Regions from separate parts of the Homo sapiens genome. Here all the other regions are linked to region 2. Evidence: chromatin contacts called from ENCODE Hi-C or POLR2A ChIA-PET data. All regions are on one chromosome and are shown on one strand. The core of a region is the stretch at or near the end of the contact, and the rest is flanking DNA. Distances in the headings are between cores, read along the strand shown. Region 1 overlaps DNM2 (dynamin 2). Region 2 holds the start of PRKCSH (PRKCSH beta subunit of glucosidase II). Region 3 holds the start of QTRT1 (queuine tRNA-ribosyltransferase catalytic subunit 1).

Region 1 (3,385 bases), core at 162-2,661, 680 kb after region 2:
GAGAAGAGCCAGAGAGTGGGAGGAGGCAAGACAGAGGGGAGCGCCCTACAGACACTTGCAAGGCTCTGGGGGACGAGCCCTGGCCTCTGCATCCTGTCTCTGCAGCCACAGGCAGCACAGTCAGCTCTCCAGGCCTGGGATGCTACCTGTCTTCGAGCCACACTCCTGAGGATGACAAAGAGCCCGAGGGACCTGCCTGCCAGGCACTAGGCCTGTCACGCCACGTGCCCCAGTTCAAGCTGATGCCTGAGCTCTAATCCCTTTCCGTCAGCCTCCCATTCGGCTGATGAGGAGCCTGAGGCACAAACAGGATACGAGACTTGGACAACATCACAGCTCATGGCTTGCATGAAAAGGAGCGAACCTTTCTCACTGGCTCCTGAGCACTTGGGGAGGTGCTGGTGACACTGGCGCCAACATTCTGACGGGGGTGGGTGCGAGGAAGACATACTGCAGGGGTGAGAGGGGTTGGGGGCTGGGATAATTGGAGAGGGTTCTCTGAGCAGGGGGACTGAGGGAACAAGCTACATCAATTGGGAGGCGGAGTGAACTGAACGAGGGAAACAGCGAGCGGGCGCCCCCATGCAGGTGACAGACCCCAAAGTCACCTCTTAGCATGGCCCCTTGTCTTTCCGTCACAGTAGTCACAGTGGACACCAGGCTGTCCCAGGGTATTAACCTCATGAACGCCACAAGTAGCCTTGGCCCTGGCCCTACCAGAGCCCCAGGCCACCTAGCTCACAGGTAGGGACCTGAGGGGCAGGGACACTTGGCATCTTGCACATCAGAGACGCAGTGTCTCAGGTCAGGCACAGTGGCTCACGCCTATAATCCCAGCACTTTGGGAAGCCAAGGTGGGTGGGTCACCTGAGGTCAGGAGTTTGAGACCAGCCTGGCCAACATGGTGAAACCCCGCCTTTACTTAAGATACAAAAATTAACCGGGTGTGGGGGCGCAAGCATGTAATCCCAGCCACTCGGGAGGCTAAGACACGAGAATGGCTTGAACCCGGGAGGCGGAGATTGTAGTGAGCCGAGATCGCATCACTGCACTCCAGCCTGGGTGACAGAGTGAGACTCCATCTCAAAACAAAAACAAAAACAATACAAAATACAAAAAAAAAAAGACAAAAAAAAACCCTGGCCGGGTGTGGTGGTGGACACCTGTAATCGCAACCACTTGGGAGGCTGAGGCAGGAGAACCGCTTGAACTTGGAAGGCAGAGGTTGCAGTGAGCTGAGATCGCGCCACTGCACTCCAGCCTGGGTGACAGAACGACTCTGTCTCAAAAAAAAAAAAAAGACAAATGCAGCATCTCAGAAACCATGCGGCGCTGGCTAGACACTGAATCACCAGCAGCGGCGGTGACAGCACGTGCCCCTCACAACAGTGCCCCTGCTCCATCCTTTCAATGACTATTTTTGAAGTGTGCAAGTGGAAGATGTCAACGATAAAACAACACAGGAGCAGCATGTGATGCAATCACAGACATCCTGTCTGCTTCGTGTGTCTGACGTTCATTCCTTTTCGTGGTCGAATCTGTCCATTGCACTGATGGACTACAGTCTGTTCGTCTAGTCACCATTGGATGGACATTTGGGGTCTTCCTAGCTTGAATTTATTACAAATAAAGCTGTTCTGAACATTCTCATATGCGCTTTTTGTAGACACATGTCCTTGTTTCTCTTGCTGAGTCACAGGGTGGACTTGAACTTGAACCGGCAAAGCTAGTCTCTGGAGATAGAAATCAGGGCAGTGGTTCCCTTTCGGGAAATGGACTAGAAGGGGCAGGAGGGACTTTCTGAGACCATGAAGAAGTCCTGCATCTTGATCTAGCCAGTAGGTACCAAGGTACAATCATTTATTAGAAAATCAAAACTTGCAGCAGTGGCTCACACCTGTAATCCCAGCACTTTGGGAGGCCAAGGTGGGTGGATCACTTGAAGTCAGGAGTTCGAGACCAGCCTGGGCAACATAACGAGCCCCTGTCTCTACAAAAAGTAAAAAGTAATTCACTGCGGATGGTGGCATTCCCCTGTAGTGTCAGCTACTCGGGAGGCTGTGGCAGGAGGATTACTTGAGCCCAGGAGACTGAGGCTGCAGTGAGCCATGATTGCGCCGTTGCACTCCAGCCTGGGCAACAGAGGGAGACTGTCTCCAAAAAAGAAGAAGAAGAAGACAAGAAAATCAAGGTATATGTTTAAGATTTATGCGATTGGCCAGTTGTAGTGGGTCACGCCTATAATCCCAGCACTTTGGGAGGCTGAGGCGGGCAGATTATGAGGTCAGCAGATCAAGACCATCCTGGCCAACACGGTAAAACCCCGTCTCTACTAAAATACAAAAAATTAGCCAGGCGAGGTGGAGGGTGCCTGTAGTCCCAGCTACTCAGGAGGCTGAGGCAGAATCGCTTGAACCTGGGAGGCGGAGGCTGCAGTGAGCTGAGATAGCGCCACTGCACTCCAGCCTGGCAACAGAGTGAGACTCCGTCTCAAAAAAAAAAAAAAAGACTTAAGCGATTAACTATATCTAACTGAAATCTCAGGAAAAGGTCACAAGTCAAGGAGAACATGTTCGTGAAGATTCAGATACAAAAGTACAGGGTGGACATTCCATTAAAATTTGCCCACAGAATTGTTACAACCCTGTTAGTTTCTCAATAAGACGAAAAATTCAGATCTCAAAGAATTTTAAAGCCCAGCAACAGGGGACTAGTTAAATATAAATTACGTTCAACCTAAGGAAGCTGACTGAAAATATGTTTTCTTTTTGAAAACATATATTTTCAATCACCTTATATATAAGATATATTGCTGGGCATAATGGCTCACGCCTGTAATCCAAACACTTTCAGAGGCCGAGGTGGGTGGATCGTTTGAGGTCAGGAGTTCGAGACCTGCTTGGCCAACATGGTGCAACCCCATCTCTACTAAAATTACAAAAATTAGCCAGGCGTGGTGGTGGGTGCCTTTAATGCCAGCTACTCAGGAGGCTGAGACAGGAGAATCGCTTGAACCCAGGAGGCAGAGGTTGGAATGAGCTGAGATCGCGCCATTGCACCAGCTTGCACAACAAAGAGCGAAACTCCGTCTCGGGGGAAAAAAACAAAACAAAAACCTTTAAAATAGAATAAAATACGTGTATTTATATATAAATTATGGCCTATCCATGCTGCTATGCAGCAACAGACACACAAAAAGAGCCTGTCCTTTCTAGACATGTAACTCCCTTTTTGGTGTACTAAGTGAGAAAAAAAGAAAAGGTTTGTAGTGATCAGTTTTACTGAAGAAAGAAAAGGAAAGGAAGAAGAGAAGGAAAAGGGAAAGGGAAGGGGGAAGGGGAAAGGGAAGTGGGGGGGGGAAGGGAAGGGGGAGGGGGGAAGGGGA
Region 2 (3,279 bases), core at 752-3,251:
CACACCTGTAATCCCAGCACTTTGGGAGGCCGAGGCGGGTGGGTCACCTGAGGTGATGAGTTTGAGACCAGCCTGGCCAACACGATGAAACTCCATCTCTACTAAAAATACGAAAAATTAGCCGGATGTGGTGGCATGTGCCTGTAATCCCAGCTACTCAGGAGGCTGAGGCAGGAGAATCGCTTGAACCCGGGAGGTGGAGACTGCAGTGAGCCAAGATCATGCCACTGCACTCCAGCCTGGGCGATAAGAGTGAAACTCCATCTCAAAAAAAAAAATTAAAAACAAAACAAAACAAGGCCAGGTACGGTGGCTCACGCCTGTAATCCCAACACTTTGGGAGGCCGAGGCGGGTGGATCACAAGGTGACGAGATCGAGACCATCCTGGCTAACACAGTGAAACCCTGTATCTACTAAAAATACAAAAAAAAACTAGCTGGGCGTGGTGGTGGGTGCCTGTAGTCCCAGCTACTCAGGAGGCTGAGGCAGGAGAACGGTGTGAACCCGGGAGGCGGAGCTTGCAGTGAGCCGAGATGGCGCCACTGCACTCCAGCCTGGGAAACAGAGCAAGACTCCGTCTCAAAACAAAAACAAAACCAAAGACACGGTCTCATCCAGGCACGGTGGCTCACACCTGTAACCCCAGCACTTTGGGAGGCCAAGGCAGGAGGATGACTTGAGCCCAAGAGTTCCAGGCTGCAGTGAGCTACGATCATGCCACTGTACTCCAGCCTCAGCAACAAAGCAAGACCCTGTCTCTTCAAAACACACAAAAACAAAAAGCCAGGGTCTCCCTTCACCTCTGTCTCCTGCTGGATTGCTCTTGGCCCCACCCTGTCTCCCACTTCTAGGGGTTTGCCCGTGTTGACCCCTCCATCTGCAGCACCTTCGGGATTCAACTGAAACCTCACCTCCTTGGAGGAGCCTTCTCTGACCCCGAGGCTTGGGAGGAGGACGACTCTGGGCTCCTCCAGCTGCCCGGGGCCATAACACTGACCACTGACTTCTGAGCTTGTTTCTGCCCACTCAAAGGGGAGCCAGCAGAGGTAGTATCTTGGTCACACAGACAGGGCCTGGCACTGAGCAGTGTTCAATAAACATCTGATGGATGAACAGAGAAAAGGCTCACCTGGCTCGTCAGAGCCATCTTTGCAGTCGCAATAGTCATCGTTGACCTGATCAAATGGGATGGTGGCCGAACCGTCCAGGCAGGTGAAAGGCTTGGACTCATCGTAGAAGTGATGATCTGCGGGGTACAGGAAGCTCAGCCCAGGGCAGGTAAGCGCCTTCTCCACCAAATACCACCTCTGTCCTCCCATCCCCACCAGCGGAGCACTACCGGGAAACTGAGTCAAAAGGCTGTAAATGCCTATCCCTAAGGCCCAATGTTGGCCCCTCCCACCTCCAGCCTGGCGGGAGGGTGAACAGGAGGACTCACTGGTGAGGGAGACGCCCCGGGGCCTCTTGACCTCCACGGCCCAGCACATGGGTAGCAGCAGCAGCAGCGGCAACAGCATCTCACCAGACGCTCTGAGGCCCGAAACGGGTTCTGTGGGAGGAAGCCTACAGCGGGGAGATGCGCTGTGTCTTCACGCTGCAGGAAGAAAGCGGATCCCGGTCAGTGGGAGAGGGCTACTTCCAGCCAATTGGATTCCTCCATCGCTTCCAGGCAATGAGGCCTCACTTTGTTTCCGATATGGGGGCGAGGGGCAGCGATCTCCCCAATCCTGGCCAGTCTCACTTTGCTCAAATCAATGGCGAGGATCTCAAGATCTCAAAACCTCCGCTCCCTGTGCCCAATTGTGACCCAATTCCCGCCAACAGACCAAAGGGATTAACAGCCTCCGCCGTCCACACCCACACATGCACCCTCCGGTTGCCCCCTGTAAGAAACTGAGGTGCCCTCCCACCCGCTCGTTCACACCTACACGAGGCCGGAGCAAAGGTCAGTATCCACCGCACCCCTCTTGTCCAGCAGCCGCGGTTCCTGCTGCAGAAAGAAAGCGGAAATTTCTGGACCCCGTCACTTCCGGTCGTACGTTCCGCACCGGGAACGGAGACTCAGGGTCGCCATGTTGGGAGAGGCAGGAGTGGGGGCGGTGCCAGAGCCGAGACGGCCATCTTGGGCAGGACTGTGAAACCTTAGAGAGGATAGTTCTGAGGGCTAGCTCTTAATGGCGGCGCAGCGTACCTCCATCTTGGGAGTGGCGGCTTCTCAAGCCGGAAAGAAAGTTCCTGAAAAATGCCCGCGAACCCCCAGGGGCGGGATAAGGTTGGGGGAGGTAGGGAAACGGAATGAGCACGTGACCCCAAAGTGTCCAGACCCTCCGTCCTGCGGCGCGGCTCTACCCCGCCCACTGTTGGGACCGCCCCTCTATGCAGCCTCAGCCAATGAGAACGCAGTGTCAGCCACGGAACGCGGGTGATCTCCATGGAAACAGTGGAGAGAGACGGGGAGGCGGTTACCTGGCAACCGAGAGATGCGGAGCGCAACCACCTAGCGGTCGGAAAGTGCATTTTTCAGAGCCCTAGGAATCCGAGCTGACGGATCCCTGACAGGGGCGACTGACTCCTAGTTATCCCCCTAACCCCTAGGGGCCTTCAGCCCCAACCCCATCATGACATCTCCTCTGTGCAGGGCGGCCTCCGCCAACGCCCTGCCTCCTCAGGACCAGGCTTCGACGCCCTCTTCCAGGGTCAAGGGCAGGGAGGCTTCGGGCAAACCCAGCCACCTCCGAGGCAAGGGCACAGCCCAGGCGTGGACCCCAGGCCGTTCCAAGGGAGGATCCTTCCACAGAGGTGCAGGGAAGCCCTCTGTGCACTCTCAGGTGGCTGAGTTACATAAAAAGATACAACTGTTAGGTAAGATGGCTCCAGAGGGTACAGAGGGTCAGGGGTCAACAGTGCCCATCCAATCTTCATGGTGTGACAAAGGTATTTCTCCAGCATGAGTCTAGGTAAACCGTTTCTGGGCAAAAACTCATACTTAGTTCATGTTTTTCCTTCTCTGTCTCTTAAAACTTCTCATGGGTTCAGAACCGACTGAACTGTACTTCATACTTTCTTGTAATTTATTTTCTCTATTTTTTTTTTTTTTTTTGGCAGAATCTCACTCTGTTGCCAGGTGGGAGTGCAGTGGAACGATTTCGGCTCACTGCAACCTCCGCCTCCCGGGTTCAAGCGATTCTCCTGCCTCAGCCTCTTGAGTAGCTGGGACTACAGGCACACGCCACCACGCCTAACTAATTTTTGTATTTTTAGTACAGAGGGATTTCACC
Region 3 (3,487 bases), core at 116-2,615, 730 kb after region 2:
GAGCAAAATTCTGTCTCAAAAAAAAAAAAAAAAAAAAAAAAAAAGAAGGATATTGAGGATATGGGAGAAGCCTAAAGCCTCCCCAATCCTCTTGTTGCCACCATTATTTCAACAGATATTTGTCCAATTAATTTGTTTTTTTTATTTTTTATTTTTTATTTTGGTAGAGACAGGGTCTCCCTGTATTGCCCAAGCTGGTCTCCAACTCCCGGCCTCAAGTGATCTTCCCGCCTCAGTTTCCCAAATTGCTGGGATTACAGGCATGAGCTTCCACGTCCAGTCTTAATTTGCTAATGAGAGAAAAACTGCAATAATAATACTTAAGCTACTACATGGCTGGGATGGAGATTTACTGACATCATCTCATATGTACTTGTCAACAATTCTACCAAAGACCTGCTACTATTTACCCCCGCTTTGAGTTGGTTCAACTGAAGCTCAGCGAGGAGTGACCTGCTCAAAGCCACACAACAGCTAAAAAACAGGCCCCGTGTAAACTTCACCCCCTGACAGACAGGGTAAGGAGGCGGCTCCCCAGGGTCCTCTCACCCAGCGCATTCTGGATCTGCACGGATTTCTCCGGGCTCAGCAGGGTCTCATTGCCGTCGTAGGGGGAGCGGAAGCGGACGCCCTCCTCCGTCACCTCGGACAGAGACACCAGCGACACCATCTGGAAACCGCCGCTGTCCTAAGGGAAACCCCACCGCAAAGCTGTCAGGGGGTGGAGATGGGGACCCTTCACTCCAGAGAAGGGCCCTAGAACGTCGGCTCTCTCCTCAGCTCACCGTTAGCAGATTATGAGGCCAATTCATGAAGCCGTGGAGACCGTTGGCTTTCTGGATCAGCTCGGGTCCCTGGGTTGATGGAAGAAAGTGTCAGGTTAGGGGTGACCGCGTCCCTGGGGGCCCTTCTTGGGAGACAGATCTGGCCAGCTTTAGTCCCTGCTGCTCTTTCACGCCCAGTACAAGGCCTGGTCATTGGGGGCGCTCAATACAGCTGGTCGATTGACTTTGGGAGGAGTGTCCGGGCCTGGAGGACGCTCCATGGCTCCCCACGCCTCGCCGCCTCGCCGCCTCCCCGCGCGGGCAGAGCCCACCCACCGGCCTTAGACCCAGATGGTAGGTATTGCCCAGGCAGATGCGGCAACCCAGAGCGTCCAGCTGTTCGGTCGTGATGCCCTTCATGGTGGCCTGCGTGCCCACTGGCATGAACACAGGAGTGGCCACTGTCCCATGCGGCAGCCACAGCTCGCCTGCCCGGGCCCTGGAGCGGCTGCATTCGGCCACCAGCCGCATGATCCGTGGGGCCGACTCCAGGGAAGCCTGGGTAGCTGCTCCCGCCATCTTGACTGTCGGAACCACGTGGGCCGTACCACACAGTGGGCGGCGCCATGTTGGCCGCTGTCACGTGACCACGCGATCCGTTCTGGAGCCCGGGAAAGCGTCGGGGGACCATGGCAACGGATTTGAACCCCTGGTCCTGGCTGGGGGCCCATTTAACTCCTACCCACAACACGCTAAAGCGAAGAATCAGAATTGAACTGGGAACGAATCCCATCCCTAGCACTTTCGAGCTACAATCAGAGACTCTCTTAGCCATAATTTTCTCTTGGATAAAATGTGGCGAATTACAGCATCTCGGCATAAAGACTTTGTAAAGATTGAATAAAGGGCCGGGGGTGGTGGCTCACGCCTGTAATCCCAGCACTTTGGGAGGCCGAGGAGGGAGGATCACGAGGTCATGGGATGGAGACCATCCTGGCTAACACAGTGAAACCCCGTCTCTACTAAAAATACAAAAAATTAGCCGGGCGCAGTGGCAGGCACCTGTAGTCCCAGCTACTCCGGAGGCCGAGGCAGGAGAATGGCGTGAACCTGGGAGGCAGAGCTTGCAGTGAGCCGAGATCGTGCCACTGCACTCCAGCCTGGGTGACAGAGCGAGACTCCATCTCAAAAAAAAAAAAAAAAAAAAAATTAAGCTGGTGTGGCTGGGTGCGGTGGCTCACGCCTGTAATCCCAGCGCTTTGAGAGGCTGAGGCGGGCGGATGACCTGATGTTGGGAGTTCGAGACCAGCCTGACCAATGTGGAGAAACCCCGTCTCTACTAAAAATACAAAATTAGCCAGGCATGGTGGTGCATGCCTGTAATCCCAGCTACTCCGAAGGCTGAGGCAGGATAATTGCTTGAACCTGGGAGGCGGAGTTTGCAGTGAGCCGAGATCGTGCCATTGCACCCCAGCCTGGGTAACAGGAGCAAAACTCTGTGTCAAAAAGAAAAAAAAGTTTTAAAAATTAAAAAATTAACAGGTTGTGAGCCAGGCACGGTGGCTCACGCCTGTAATCCCAGCACTTTGGGAGGCCAAGGCGGGCGGATCACGATGTCAGGAGTTCAAGACCAGCCTGGCCAGTATGGTGAAACCCCGTCTCTACTAAAAAAATACAAAAATTAGCCGGGCGTGGGGGTGCGTGCCTGTAGTCCCAGCTATTCGGGAGGCTGAGGCAGGAGAATCGCTTGAACCCGGGAGGCGGAGGTCGAGCCACGATTGCGCCACTGCACTCCAGCCTGGGCGACAAAGCGAGACTTCATCTAAAAAACAAAAACAAAAACAAAATCAAAACAAAAACATTAACATGGTGTGGTGGCACGCCCCTGTAGTCTCAGCTACTCAAGAAGCTGAGGCAGGAGGATCACTTGAGCTGAAGAGTTGGAGGCTGCAGTGAGCTATGATTGGGCTACTGTACACCAGGCTGGGCAACAGAGTGAGACCGAAACCCTAAAAAAAAAGATAATAATAATATACAATATTATATAGTAATTGTTATCATTACAACTGGATCTGATATCTGTCCTGGCCAGCAGAGAGCGCTATTGTCCCAGAAGATGTCCTTTCAATTGTCTTAAACTGAGCTACTCTGGCCAAGAGGGTGTCTAAGGGAGCCTCAAGCCCCCTATCCTGTAAGAAAGGCTAAGGATGCCGGTTGCCCAGATGGTGGGGCATCCTTAGTAAGGCCACACCCGGAAAACCCGCCTGGAAAACACCCCTGCCCACCAGCAAGCCAACCTCAGGGCCTTTGCACCTGCCTTTGTCTACAACACTCATCCTTTCTTTTCTATTTCTTTTCTTTCTTTTCTTTTCTTCTTTTTTTTTTTTGAGACAGAATCTCACTCTGTTGCCCAGGCTGGAGTGTAGTGGCACAGTCTCAGCTCACTGCAACCTCCGCCTCTCAGGTTCAAGCGATTCTCCTACGTCAGCCTCCCAAGCAACCGGGATTACAGGTGCCTGCTGCCACACCCGGCTAATTTTTTTTTTATTTTTGAGATGGAGTCTTGCTCTGCTTCCCAGGCTGGAGTGCAGTGGCACAATCTCTGCTCACTGAAAGCTCTGCCTGCCAGGTCCACGCCATTTTCCTGCCTCAGCCTCCTGAGTAGCTGGGACTACAGGCGCCTGCCACCACGCCCAGCTAATTTTTTGTATTTTTAGTAGAGA

Evidence for each region. A loop is a pair of places that touch in the nucleus more often than their neighbours do. ChIA-PET counts read pairs that join two places held with the same protein, here RNA polymerase II (POLR2A). Pooled maps may share reads with other maps.
Region 1: a loop to region 2 is called in a pooled map, with 7 times the contacts of the local background. The contact joins the enhancer-like site here to the promoter of PRKCSH in region 2. A Hi-C loop is called at or near these places in 7 of 50 pooled maps. POLR2A ChIA-PET finds 5 or more read pairs at or near these places in 2 of 52 experiments (activated CD4-positive, alpha-beta T cell and activated T-cell).
Region 3: a loop to region 2 is called in a pooled map, with 5 times the contacts of the local background. The contact joins the promoter of QTRT1 here to the promoter of PRKCSH in region 2. A Hi-C loop is called at or near these places in 1 of 168 maps with a recorded cell type or tissue (naive thymus-derived CD4-positive, alpha-beta T cell), 2 of 37 single-sample maps with no recorded cell type and 11 of 50 pooled maps. POLR2A ChIA-PET finds 5 or more read pairs at or near these places in 3 of 52 experiments (GM12878, activated B cell and activated T-cell).

Annotation. Positions count from the first base shown.
Region 1 is chr19:10,753,382-10,756,766 of GRCh38, reverse strand. The region is part of intron 1 of DNM2 (dynamin 2); the gene reads right to left. It overlaps LOC124904637 (a long non-coding RNA gene), which reads left to right. Exons shown (of 2, transcript XR_007067139.1): 2 at 106-1,650. Among named protein-coding and RNA genes, the nearest start is that of MIR4748, 25 kb to the left of the region's middle. Within about 2 kb of position 1,411, at least 4 of the 41 ENCODE cell types and tissues checked have a DNase peak (open chromatin) inside an H3K27ac peak, as active enhancers do.
Region 2 is chr19:11,434,357-11,437,635 of GRCh38, reverse strand. It overlaps PRKCSH (PRKCSH beta subunit of glucosidase II), which reads right to left and starts at 2,001. Exons shown (of 18, transcript NM_001289104.2): 1 at 1,930-2,001; 2 at 1,440-1,595; 3 at 1,131-1,247. The coding sequence starts at 1,518. It overlaps ODAD3 (outer dynein arm docking complex subunit 3), which reads left to right and starts at 2,515. Exons shown (of 13, transcript NM_145045.5): 1 at 2,515-2,863. The coding sequence starts at 2,620. RefSeq lists enhancers at 1,444-1,663, 1,914-2,323, 1,897-2,396.
Region 3 is chr19:10,699,317-10,702,803 of GRCh38, reverse strand. QTRT1 (queuine tRNA-ribosyltransferase catalytic subunit 1) reads right to left here and starts at 1,365. Exons shown (of 10, transcript NM_031209.3): 1 at 1,101-1,365; 2 at 786-854; 3 at 550-688. The coding sequence starts at 1,343. RefSeq lists enhancers at 382-571, 1,332-1,421, 900-1,648 and a silencer at 1,052-1,111.